2 separate regions of the Homo sapiens genome follow, and region 2 is linked to region 1. Evidence: chromatin loops called from intact Hi-C (ENCODE). Cell type or tissue: heart right ventricle. All regions are shown on one strand. Each heading gives the region's core, and the rest is flanking DNA. Links, peaks and the distances in the headings are about the cores only.

Region 1 (5,383 bases), core at 74-5,073:
ATAGACATTTCTACGGGGATGATTTTGAATGAGCTTCTACTGGTGTCCCATGGATTTCACTGTCTCGAACCAATACTGTATGTTAACTTTTGGGCTTGAGATTCTGGTATCACGAAGAAAATAGCCCACATCTAGCACAGAAATTAGACTTCTAATTTCTCATAGGTGAATCTTTTGTCTCCAACTCCTTGAGTAATTGGCCAATTTCCTTTCTATTTCTTGAATTATTCTGAACTCAGTTTCACAGAAGGCAGCCCTTTGCGGCTCCCAGCTTTGTGCAGACATCTCAATTACAACTCAACACTAAGCGAGATACATCACAGATGTTAAGTCCCCAGCTCTAGTTCTGATATCCACAAGTCCTCCCTCATAGATCTGGCTTGGCATTTCATCTTTATTTATTTAGAACTTGGAGATTTCTGACTTACCAATTTATTATTAAAAAATTGTTTTGTGATTTTTAGCCAACATTTCAGTGTCTGAACAGAAGAGAGTACTTTGCATATCATATTAGTCCACCATACTGATAGTGAGTCAGAATGAAATCTGTAAAAATGTTAGAGTTAGCTAGCTCCTATCAATACTTTCCCCTTCATCTAAGTAACAAAAAAAAAAACCCAGTCTTAGCCTAGGCCCTATGTGGAATGAAACTAAAATGCCTCCTAGAGCCCAGAAAATCTCCTTCAGTAGATGATGATAATGGGGGAGGGGGAACCTGTTCACAACTGGGGGAAAAGAAGAAAGAATTTGTTAGAGTACACAGTGAAGGACCCACAGGGACAAGGACACAATAGTACCTGGGCTGTACCATCATAGGAAGCAGATACCAGCCTTCCATCATGATGTGGGCTCCACGCCACACTGGTAATCTTGGCCGTATGCCCTGAGAGGGTCCGGTAGGGCTCTGTAATGGTCACTGGAGACTCAGGGCTGCTCTCTAAAAGGCAAAGGAAAGACATCACTGCTGCTACTACTAATAACAAAAAACAAAACAAAGTACATCCAGGAAGGCATTCACATGACAAGAATCAAGATTTTGCCATACACTTTCTAGGTTATTTTTTTTTTGAGATGGAGTTTCGCTCTTGTTGCTCAGGCTGGAGTGCAATGGCGCAATGCAATGGCGCAATCTCGGCTCACTGCAACCTCCGCCTCCTGGGTTCAAGCGATTCTCCTGCCTCAGCCTCCCAAGTCTAGGTGATTTTTAGCAGGCAACATTGTTAGTTATTAAGAGTGTGGACACATCCACAGTGCTTAGCATATAGATTACCACAAGAAGTGTTAGGTCTCATTATAACTTATAGGATATTCTAGCTAAAATGTATAATTTGAATATAGTCATGAGAAAATACCAGACAAATGCAAAATGAGAAAGCATCTACAAAACGAGTGCCCTATCTTCCTCAAAAGTGTCACATAAGATTTTAAAAAGTCTGGCTTGGCCAGGCGTGTCGGCTCACGCCTATAATCCCAGCACTTTGGGAGGCCAAGGTGGGCAAATTGCTTGAGTTCAGGAGTTCAAGACCGGCCTGTGGAAACCCTGACTCTAAAAAAAAAATACAAAAATTAACCGGGTGTGTTGGTGCACACCTATAGTCCCAGCTACATAGGAGGCTGAGATGGGTGGACTGCTTGAGCCTGGGAGGCAGAGGTTGTAGTGAGCTGAGATCGTGCCACTGTACTACAGCCTGGGTGACAGAGTGAGACCCTGTCTCAAAAAAAAAGGAAAACACAAAAAACAAAAACCAACCTAGCTGGGCATGGTGGTATGTGCCTGTAGTCCCAACTACTCAGGAGACTGAGGTGGGAGGACGGCTTGAGTCCAGGAATTGGAGACTGTCATGAGCTATAACTGCACCACTACACTCCACCCTGAACAATACAGTGAGACCCAGTTTCTAAAAAATAAATAAATACACACATAATTTTTTTTTTTTTGAGATGGAGTTTCACTCATCTCCCAGGCTGGAGTGCAATGGCACGATCTCGGCTCAATGCAACCTCTGCCTCCCAGGTTCAAACCATTCTCCTGCCTCAGCCTCCTGAGTAGCTGGGATTATAGGCATGCACCACCAAGCCCAGCTAATTTTTGTATTTTTAGTAGAGACAGGGTTTCACCATGTTGGCCAGGCTGGTTTCGAACTCCGGACCTCAGGCGATCCGCCCACCTTGGCCTCCCAAAGTGCCGGGATTATAGGCGTGAGCCACCACGCCCGGCCTAAATAAATAATTTTTAAAAGACTGAGAAATTATTATAGATGAAAGGAGACTAAAGAGACATGACAACAAAATGCAAATAGGTGATCCTGCATTGGAATCTGCACTGGAGAAAAAAAAAATCACTATTAAGAACATCATTGGATCAACTGACACAACTAGAATATGGGTGGCTGATTACACTATTTTACTTTTTTTTTTTTTTTTTTTAAAGAGACTAGGTCTTACCCTGTGGCCAAGGGTGGAGTACAGTGACAGTCATATAGCTAACTGTAGCCTCCAACTCCTGGGCTCAAGGGATCCTCCCACCTCAGCCTGTGAGTAACTGGGCCTATAGGTACCCATCATGTCCAGCTAATCAAGTGATCTTCCTGCCATGGTCTCCTCAAGTGTTGGGATTATAGGCATGAGCCACCACACGTAGCCTAAACTATTTGTTTAAATTGACAAATAATAGTTGTGTATATTTTAAGGGAAAGATTAAACTATTATATATTAAGTTAAACTAACAAACTGATAATTGGTAGGAAAAACTACATACATACACGCACACAGAATAAAGCCAATATGACAACACATTAAAAATTGTTGAATCTATTAATAGGAAAAAGTATATGCGATTTCTTTGTACAATTCTTATAACTTTCCTCTGTGTCTCAAATATTTCAAAATAAGAAGGTAAAAATTAAAATGGATTCTGGCAGTTTTCTTCCTTTCTCTATTATTTAGTAGATATGATATAAAGTGGATGATTAATTTAGAATCCCAATAATAATCATAAGGACCAGAATCAGCTTTCTAACTTATGTTCATTAGTTATACACTGTCTACTATTTATTACTAGGAAAACACATCTACATTTTAATACTTTTTCCATATTGCTTTTAACTCAGGAGTCACTACTAGAACCAAAAATATTTTTTCTTGTTACACATAGGATTCTTAGAAAACTACTGAAGTAAATTCTAGAGAAATGAAAAATGTAACTATTTTCACTATGGCTGAGAGCACATGTTTTATAGCACTCTGAAAACAATTTAGTGTCAGATTATAATTTCTTCATATTAGGAAAAAAAGTAATCCCACTTCACTCATATTTAAAACTGGCTCTTCTGACCACCTACTATGGTTTTCCAGGTGCCGAAGGGGCCTCAGTGAAATTTAAGATTTCTTATGGAATAAATTATACCCATATGAAAGTTAACTCATTAAGCATGGAATAGTACTTGCTAGAACACATACAGACACTGCAATTAGACACTCTAAGGTTGAATCTAGGCCCTATCATGTATTAGCGATGCTACTTGCTTGAATAAGTTAGCTAACCTTTCTGGGCCTCAGTGTAATCATTGGGAAAATGAGGATAACGTTACCTATCACCCTCACAGGATTGTGAGAATCAGATGCAATCAAACACGGGAATGAGGTATGTGTCCTCTGTTTGTGTGTAACACTCAAAAACTGCTGGCGGAAGTATTAAATGGCATAATGTTTTTGGAGAGCCGCTTAGCAGTAAGTATAAAAAACTACATCTTTTTACCTAGCAATTCCACTTCTAGAATTTTCTATACAAAAATTATTCATTCATGTTCACGAAGATCTATGTATAAGGCAGTTTATTGTAATACTACTTAAATTGTAAAAAAAAATAAATAATTTGAATGTCATTTAATTGTGGAATGGATACATTATGGTAAGCCCATATAATGGAATGAACAGGTAACTGTTTTTTTTTTAATTTTTATTTTTTGTATAGGTGGGGTCTCCCTACATTGCCCAGGCTGGTTTCAAACTCCTGGTCTCAAGCTATCCTTCCACTATGGCCTCCCAAAGTGCTAGGATTACAGGTATGAGCCACTGCGCCTGGCTGACAGATATTTGTTAATAACAGCAAGATAGATCCTTGTGTACTGACATAAAAAGATGTCCATGATAAATATTGTAAATTTAGAGAAAAAAACTGCAAGCACTATATATTATATATAGCAATTTATTTTTAGCTAGGAACAGAAGATTATTCTTTCACACAAGTACACAGAAGTGCAAACCTATTAATATATACTAACATGTATACATATGTAGGCTATGACTTTATAAAATCTAGAGAAAATATATAGCAAGCCAATAACACTGGTTATTGAATGATGAAATTTTAGGGGAAAACTTCATTTTTTTTTCTTTCTTTTTTGAGATAGGGTGTGCTCTGTAACCCAGGCTAGGGTGCAGTGGTGCAAATATAGCTCACTGCAGCCTCAAACTCCTAGAATCAGATGATCCTCTCAGCTCAGCCTCCCAAGTAGCTGGGACTAAAGGCATGCACCTCTAACCCGGCAAATTTGTTTTTTATTTTCAATTTTTTGTAGAGACGGAGCCTCACTATTTAACAGGCTGGTCTCAAAATCCTGGCCACAAATAATCTTCTCGTTGTGGCCTCCTAAAGTGCCAGGATTACAGGTGTGAGCAACTGTGCCTGGCCAACTTCATTTTCTGTTACCATTTTTGTCATGTTTGAAAGAATTTTAAAATAAGATGAATCTATCACTTTTGAAACAGAAAAAGTAGTAAGAATAATACTTATTTTATTATAATGTCAAAAATAAAGTAAAAAGTAACAAAGATTAGAATGGAAAGTAGCTGAACAAACGATATCATCCCCAGTATGAAAGAAACCAAAGTTACCTATGACAGTCTTCAGGTTGTGCACGTAAATGACTGCATTGTTGGAGCCAGAGGCCATCAGATAGCTCAATTCTGGCTGGCTGCCATGCTCATGATGCCAGCTAATGGTATTCACAAGCTTGTGATGCTGTTGGATAGTACAGATCAGTTTCAGGTTGGGAATCTGAAATATTTCTATTGATCTGGAATAAGAAACACATCAAAACAAGAAAGATGGATGATCAAATTACAAGTTACAATGCAAATAGTAGCTCCCTCATTCCGTCAGTCAAGGAAAGATGAGGTGGAAAAGGATAACCCTTTCTATCACTGCAAAGGTCATTCTCTCATAAAAAATCAAGTATAAAAAGTTATTCTCCAAAAAGTATATTTAGCTTTTAAAAATTCTAGCAATATCCTAACAATTCTTTTCTTAAAAAAATTAATTTTTAGAAATTTTAACTTTCCACACTACCTCAGTGTAACAATCTCCTAGCATTCTAACAAT
Region 2 (5,383 bases), core at 121-5,120, 46 kb before region 1:
TGGCTATAGTCAAAAAGACATAATAAGTGTTGTTGAGGGTGTGGAGAAAATTGGAACCCTCATACATTGCTGCTGGGAATATAGAATTTTGGGGGAAATTCTGGAAAATAGTTTTGCAGTTCCTGAAAAGGTTAAACATAGAGTTGCCATATGACCTAGCAATTCCACTCCTAGGCAGTGGAAAATTCCATGGTATGTATATACCGCATTTTGTTTATTCATCTGTTGATAGACACGTGGGTTTTTTCTACCTCTTGACTGTTGTGAATATTGCTGCTATGAACATGGGTGTGCAAATATTTCTTCAAGGTCTTGCCTTCAGTTCTTTTGGATGTATGCCCAGGAATTTTCAAAGAAAATTTCGGGGAGACTGTCATTTTGCTGATTGCATAAAATGATGTTAGTGTACTTCCTATTGTATCCTGCTTTGTTTAACTGGGCATCGGGAGTGTTTCATGATTTAGGAGTAATCTTTTTTTCCTGTCAATACAGGGTCTCGCTTTGTCACCCAGGCTAGAGTGCAGTGGTGCTAACATGGCTTACTGCAGCCTCAATCTCCCAGGCTTATCTGATCCTCCCACGTCAGCCCCCTAAGTAGCTGGGACTACAGGTGCACGCCACCATGCCCAGCTGATTTTTTGTAGAAAGTGATCAGCCCGCTTTGGCCTCCCAGAGTGTTGGGATTACAGGTGGAGCCATTGTTCCTGGAAGGAGTAATTTTTTTTATTGTTGTTCGTATGTTTTGGAAATTTCCTTGAGGTTCAAGTAATTTTGGGAGATCATCTGGATCTTTCCTTTAACTGCATTTTTTAGTTTATTGTCAAAGCCTGTAGTTTGTACCATAAAAATAATATAATACAAGGAAGAAAAATGAGTTATTTCACTGAGTGGTTTGGGTATGTTTGGGTTTAAAATAATGTTTACTTGCAGCCGGGCGTGGTGGCTCACGCCTGTAACTCCAGCACTCTGGGAGGCCGAGGTGGGTGGATCACTGGATCACTTGAGGCCAGGAGTTCAAGACCAGCCTGGCCAATGTGGTGAAACCCCATCTCTACTAAAAATAAAAAAATTAGCTGGGTATGCTGGCAGGTGCCTGTAATCCCAGCTACTCAGGAGGCTGAGGTGGGAGGATCACTTGAACCTGTGAGGTGGAGGCTGCAGTGAGTCGAGATTGTGCCACTGCACTCCAGCCTAGGTGACAGAATGAGACTCTGCCTCAAGAAAAAGAAAAAAAATAATGTTTACTTGGGATTGAAGCCTAGTTATAATAAGCAAAACAAAAAAAAAATGTTTATTTAAGTGGAAAAGAAACTTGTGATTCATCATTGGTTTTAATTTAGTGGAAAAAAATCAAGATTGCAGTGGTTTTCTTATTGTCTAACCCAAGTTTATATGAAAAGCAAGTGAAAGTCTAGTGGAACAGGAGTCGTTTAGCTTATTTCCTTACTTTTGTATTACATGGTATTATAAATAATTCCTGTGGTTGAATTAATGGATATATCTTTAGAGTGGAATATTATGACAGTGTTACAATGGATGAGTATTGATTTGTAAAGATGGTCTGTGATGTAGAGATGTAAGGGATGTAGGTGTGTATGTGTAGATAGAGAAAATAGTCTGGAAAGATCTGTAAACAAAGGTATTGGATCTGTGGGGTAGCATTATACGACCATTAATTTTTTCAGTTTTTTTCATGACAGAGTCTTTTAGATAATCATCTGTATACCAAGTAATAACATGTTACAAGTTATTTAATTCTGTCATCTAGTAATTTTGATTAAGAGAAACTACAAGTAGCTCAAACAATTACACTAGTATTCATTGTTTGAACCATTAGCAGGAATAGACTACTTTAAGGCTGGCTGTTGCTTCACGTGGGTTACAAATAACTATTTGCTACTTTTTCATAGATAAAGCCCCTGACCTTCATGGAAGCATTAGGGAAAAAGAAAACTTAATTTCTTTCTTTCTTCAAAGAACTTTTTTCCTTTCACTAGATATAAGAAAGAAAAAGTCAACAATAATACATGTGTTGCTTGAGCTAAAAGACATAGGAGAACAGACAACACATACCCATTACATTTCTAGGAAATACGAGGTAAAGAGAAAAAAAATTTTTAATGTCTTTTTTAAAATATAAAAGCTTTAGTTAAGTTGTAAGTCTGTACAAAGAAGCTAGATTTGCTACTCTCCAAGAAGTGAAGGGACCTGCTATGTAATATACAGAAATCATTTACTTCCTTTCCTTTTCTTTTTTTTTGAAACAGAGTCTTGCTCTGTCACCCAGGCTGGAGTGCAGTGGCACAATCTCAGCTCACTGCAACGTCTGCCTCCCGGGTTTAAGCAGTTCTCCTGCCTCAGCCTCCCGAGTAGCTGGGATTACAGGCGCCCACCACCATGCCTGGATAATTTTTGTATTTTTCTAGTAGAGACGGGGTTTCACCATGTTGGCCAGGCTGGTCTCGAACTCCTGACCTTGTGATCCGCCCGCCTTGGCCTCCCAGAGTGCTGGGATTACAGGCATGAGCCACCATGCCCCACCTATTTACTGCCTTTTCTTTTTCTTTTCTTTTCTTTTTTTTTTTTTTTTTTGAGGTAATGTCTTGCTTTGTCACCCAGGCAGGAGTGCAGTGGTGCAATCTCGGCTCACTGCAACCTCCACCTCCCAGGTTCAAGCAATTCTCTGCCTCAGCCTCCTAAGTAGCTGGGATTACAGGTGCCCACCATGCCTGGCTAACTTTTGTATTTTTAGTAAAGACGGGGTTTCACCATCTTGGCCAGGCTTGTCTTTAACTCCTGACCCTCGTGATCCACCCACTCTGGTCTCCCAAAGTGCTGGGATTACATACAGTTGTGAGCCACCGCACCCGACCTATTTACTTCATAAGAATATAACTTGAGCTTTGCCAAAGCTTTATGTTCCCTGAGGGCATCTAAAACGCCAGTTCATGGAACAGGCACTTCTTTCTCCCACTCCTTTCCATTTATGCTGTAGTTTTCATGGATTTCTGCTCAGTGTCACAGACGGTGGCCAAGAGGCTATCCAAGCCTTGTTCTGCCAGAAGTAGGTCTGGAGGCTGGTCCTCTTCTGGGCTTCCTACGCCACTTGAGTGCTGCAGCTACTGGGATTCCAGGGCTGTGGCTTCCTTGGCCTGGACCACTTCCTCCCTCTGCAGGTGGTACTGTTAAGTTTCATCCTTAGCTGCTCCTTTGATCTACTTCAGCCTCTGGGTCTTTTGCTCATGGGCCTTGGATACCTTCTCAGTGGCACATTTCTCAGCCTGCAGCAGCTGCTGGATCCCCTGAGACTCACTGGCCATGGTGGCGGTGTCTGAGTCTGAGGCAAGCAGCCTGAATCAGCTGGAAGGCGCGTCAGGTCATCTTAGCTGGCTGCCCACCATCTGTGCCTCAATATTTTTTTGTTGGTTTATTTTTTTTTTTTGAGATAGAGTTTCGCTCCTGTTGCCCAGGCTGGAGTGTGATGGCGCTTTCTCAGCTCACTGCAACCTCTGCCTCCCAGGTTCAAGCGATTCTCCAACCTCAGCATCCTGAGTAGCTGGGATTACAGGCATGTGCCACCACGCCCTGCTAATTTTGTATTTTTAGTAGAGATGGGGTTTCTCCATGTTGGTCAGGCTGGTCTCGAACTCCCGACCTCAGGTGATCCACCCACCTCAGCCTCCCAAAGTGCTGGGATTACAGGCGTGAGCCACCCCACCCGGCCTTGTTGGTTTTTTTTTTTTTTTTTTTAAGTTTATTTATTTTTTTGAGACAGAGTCTTGTTCTGTCTCCTAGGCTGGAGTACAGTGGCGCCATCTTGGCTCACTGCAGCCTTTGCCTCCTGGGTTCAAGTGATTCTCATGCCTCAACTTCCTGAGTAGCTGGGATTCAGGGGCATGCCACCACGTCCGGCTAATTTTTGTTTTTTTGTGTTTTTTTTTTTTTTTTTGAGAGGGAGTCTCGCTCTGTCATCAGGCTGGAGCGCAGTGGCGCGAGCTTGGCTCACTACAACCTCTGCCTCCCAGATTCAAGTGAGTCTGCTGCCTCAGGCTCCCAAGTAGCTGGGATTACAGGCGTGCGCCACCACGCCCAGCTAATTTTTGTGTTTTTAGTAGAGAGAGGGTTTCACCACGTTGGCCAGGATGGTCTTGATCTCTTGACCTCGTGATCCGCCCACCTTGGCCTCCCAAATTTCTGGGATTACAGGCATGAGCCACCACGCCTGGCCTAATTTTTGTATTTTTGGTAGAGACAGGGTTTCACCATGTTGGCCAGGCTGGTTTGAACTCTGGGCCTCAAGTGATCTGCCTGTCTCAGCCTCCCAAAGTGCTGGTATTACAGGTGTGAGCCACCATGCCCGGCCTACTTATTTTATTTTTGAGACAGGATCTTGCTCTGTCACCTAGACTAGAGTGCAGTGGTGTGAGTCCCCTCCAGTTCTTGGCCTCAAACAATCCTCTCACCTCAGCCTCCGGAGTAGTTAGAACTACAGGTGCATACCACCATGCCTGGCTAATCTTTGTTTGTGTGTGTGTGTGTGTGTTGTTTTTTTTTTGTTTGTTTTGTTTTTTTTGAGACGGAGTCTCACTCTGTCACCCAGGCTGGTCTGGAACTCCTGGTCTGAAGTGATCTTCCTGCCTTGGCCTTCCAGAGTGCTGGGATTACAGGCGTGCACCACTGTGCCTGGTGTTATTGGTTTTTTTTTTTTTTTAAATAATGAGCAAATGTATACCTATTATAATTAGGAAATTTAGTTTATGGAGGAAAATCTCATTTTTCTATCTGTCACAGAAATATGATCTACTTTGCATGCTTGTTTGAATGTTGGAAAGAGTGAATTGATCTATTAAGTTAGGAAAAGCATTTCAAAAATACTTGTACTATAATTATAAGGTGGTGGTAATAGTGTGGCCACTACTTCTGTTTCATTATTCACCAGTTAATAAATAAACACCTTGTTTTTTAGAGAGGACATGTACTCCCAGGATTCCATAGATCTCCTTGCTAACTCAGGACTACAGTTTCAGAAGCATGAAGAGGAAGGGATTGACACACTGCACTTTGCAGAGCTGCTTATGACATCAGGAGTGGTTCTCTGTGACAATGTCAAATGGCTTTCATTTCATAGGTCAGTCCTAGGGAATGTGTATTTCTCTCTCACTTTGGGCTACACTGAAGCAGGGAATTGAATTCTTAGTCATTTTTGCAGTCCTAGTGACTGTTCTGTTCAGCAGCAGCAGCCAGAAGTTGAATTGGTGCTTGTTGCCCATGTTTCAGTTTTTCACAAAACACTGGGGCTCATATACTGGTTTGTTTCACACAGTATTTGGCTCTATCATGTGGCTATCAGTGGGTTTAATTCCAAGTGGGAATATGGTGGGTG

Evidence for each region. Hi-C counts contacts between places; a loop is a spot of excess contacts. Peaks named below come from ENCODE experiments on the same cell type or tissue, not always from the same donor. Only the 100,000 strongest peaks of a DNase experiment are listed, where the experiment ranks them.
Region 2: it touches region 1 in a loop (2.1-fold over the local background); 2 of 110 quality-filtered maps call a loop at or near these places.

The regions. Positions count from the first base shown.
Region 1 is chr5:154,912,102-154,917,484 of GRCh38, forward strand. GEMIN5 (gem nuclear organelle associated protein 5) reads right to left here. Exons shown (of 28, transcript NM_015465.5): 13 at 4,897-5,078; 14 at 798-937. Among named protein-coding and RNA genes, the nearest start is that of GEMIN5, 23 kb to the right of the region's middle. In heart right ventricle, for the core only: no CTCF peak of the experiment used is centred there; no DNase peak of the experiment used is centred there.
Region 2 is chr5:154,865,695-154,871,077 of GRCh38, forward strand. CNOT8 (CCR4-NOT transcription complex subunit 8) reads left to right here. Exons shown (of 7, transcript NM_001301073.2): 4 at 4,967-5,128. Among named protein-coding and RNA genes, the nearest start is that of CNOT8, 9.8 kb to the left of the region's middle. In heart right ventricle, for the core only: a CTCF peak has its summit at 3,173 (motif pointing left); a DNase peak (open chromatin) is centred at 3,217; H3K27ac peaks cover 446 bases.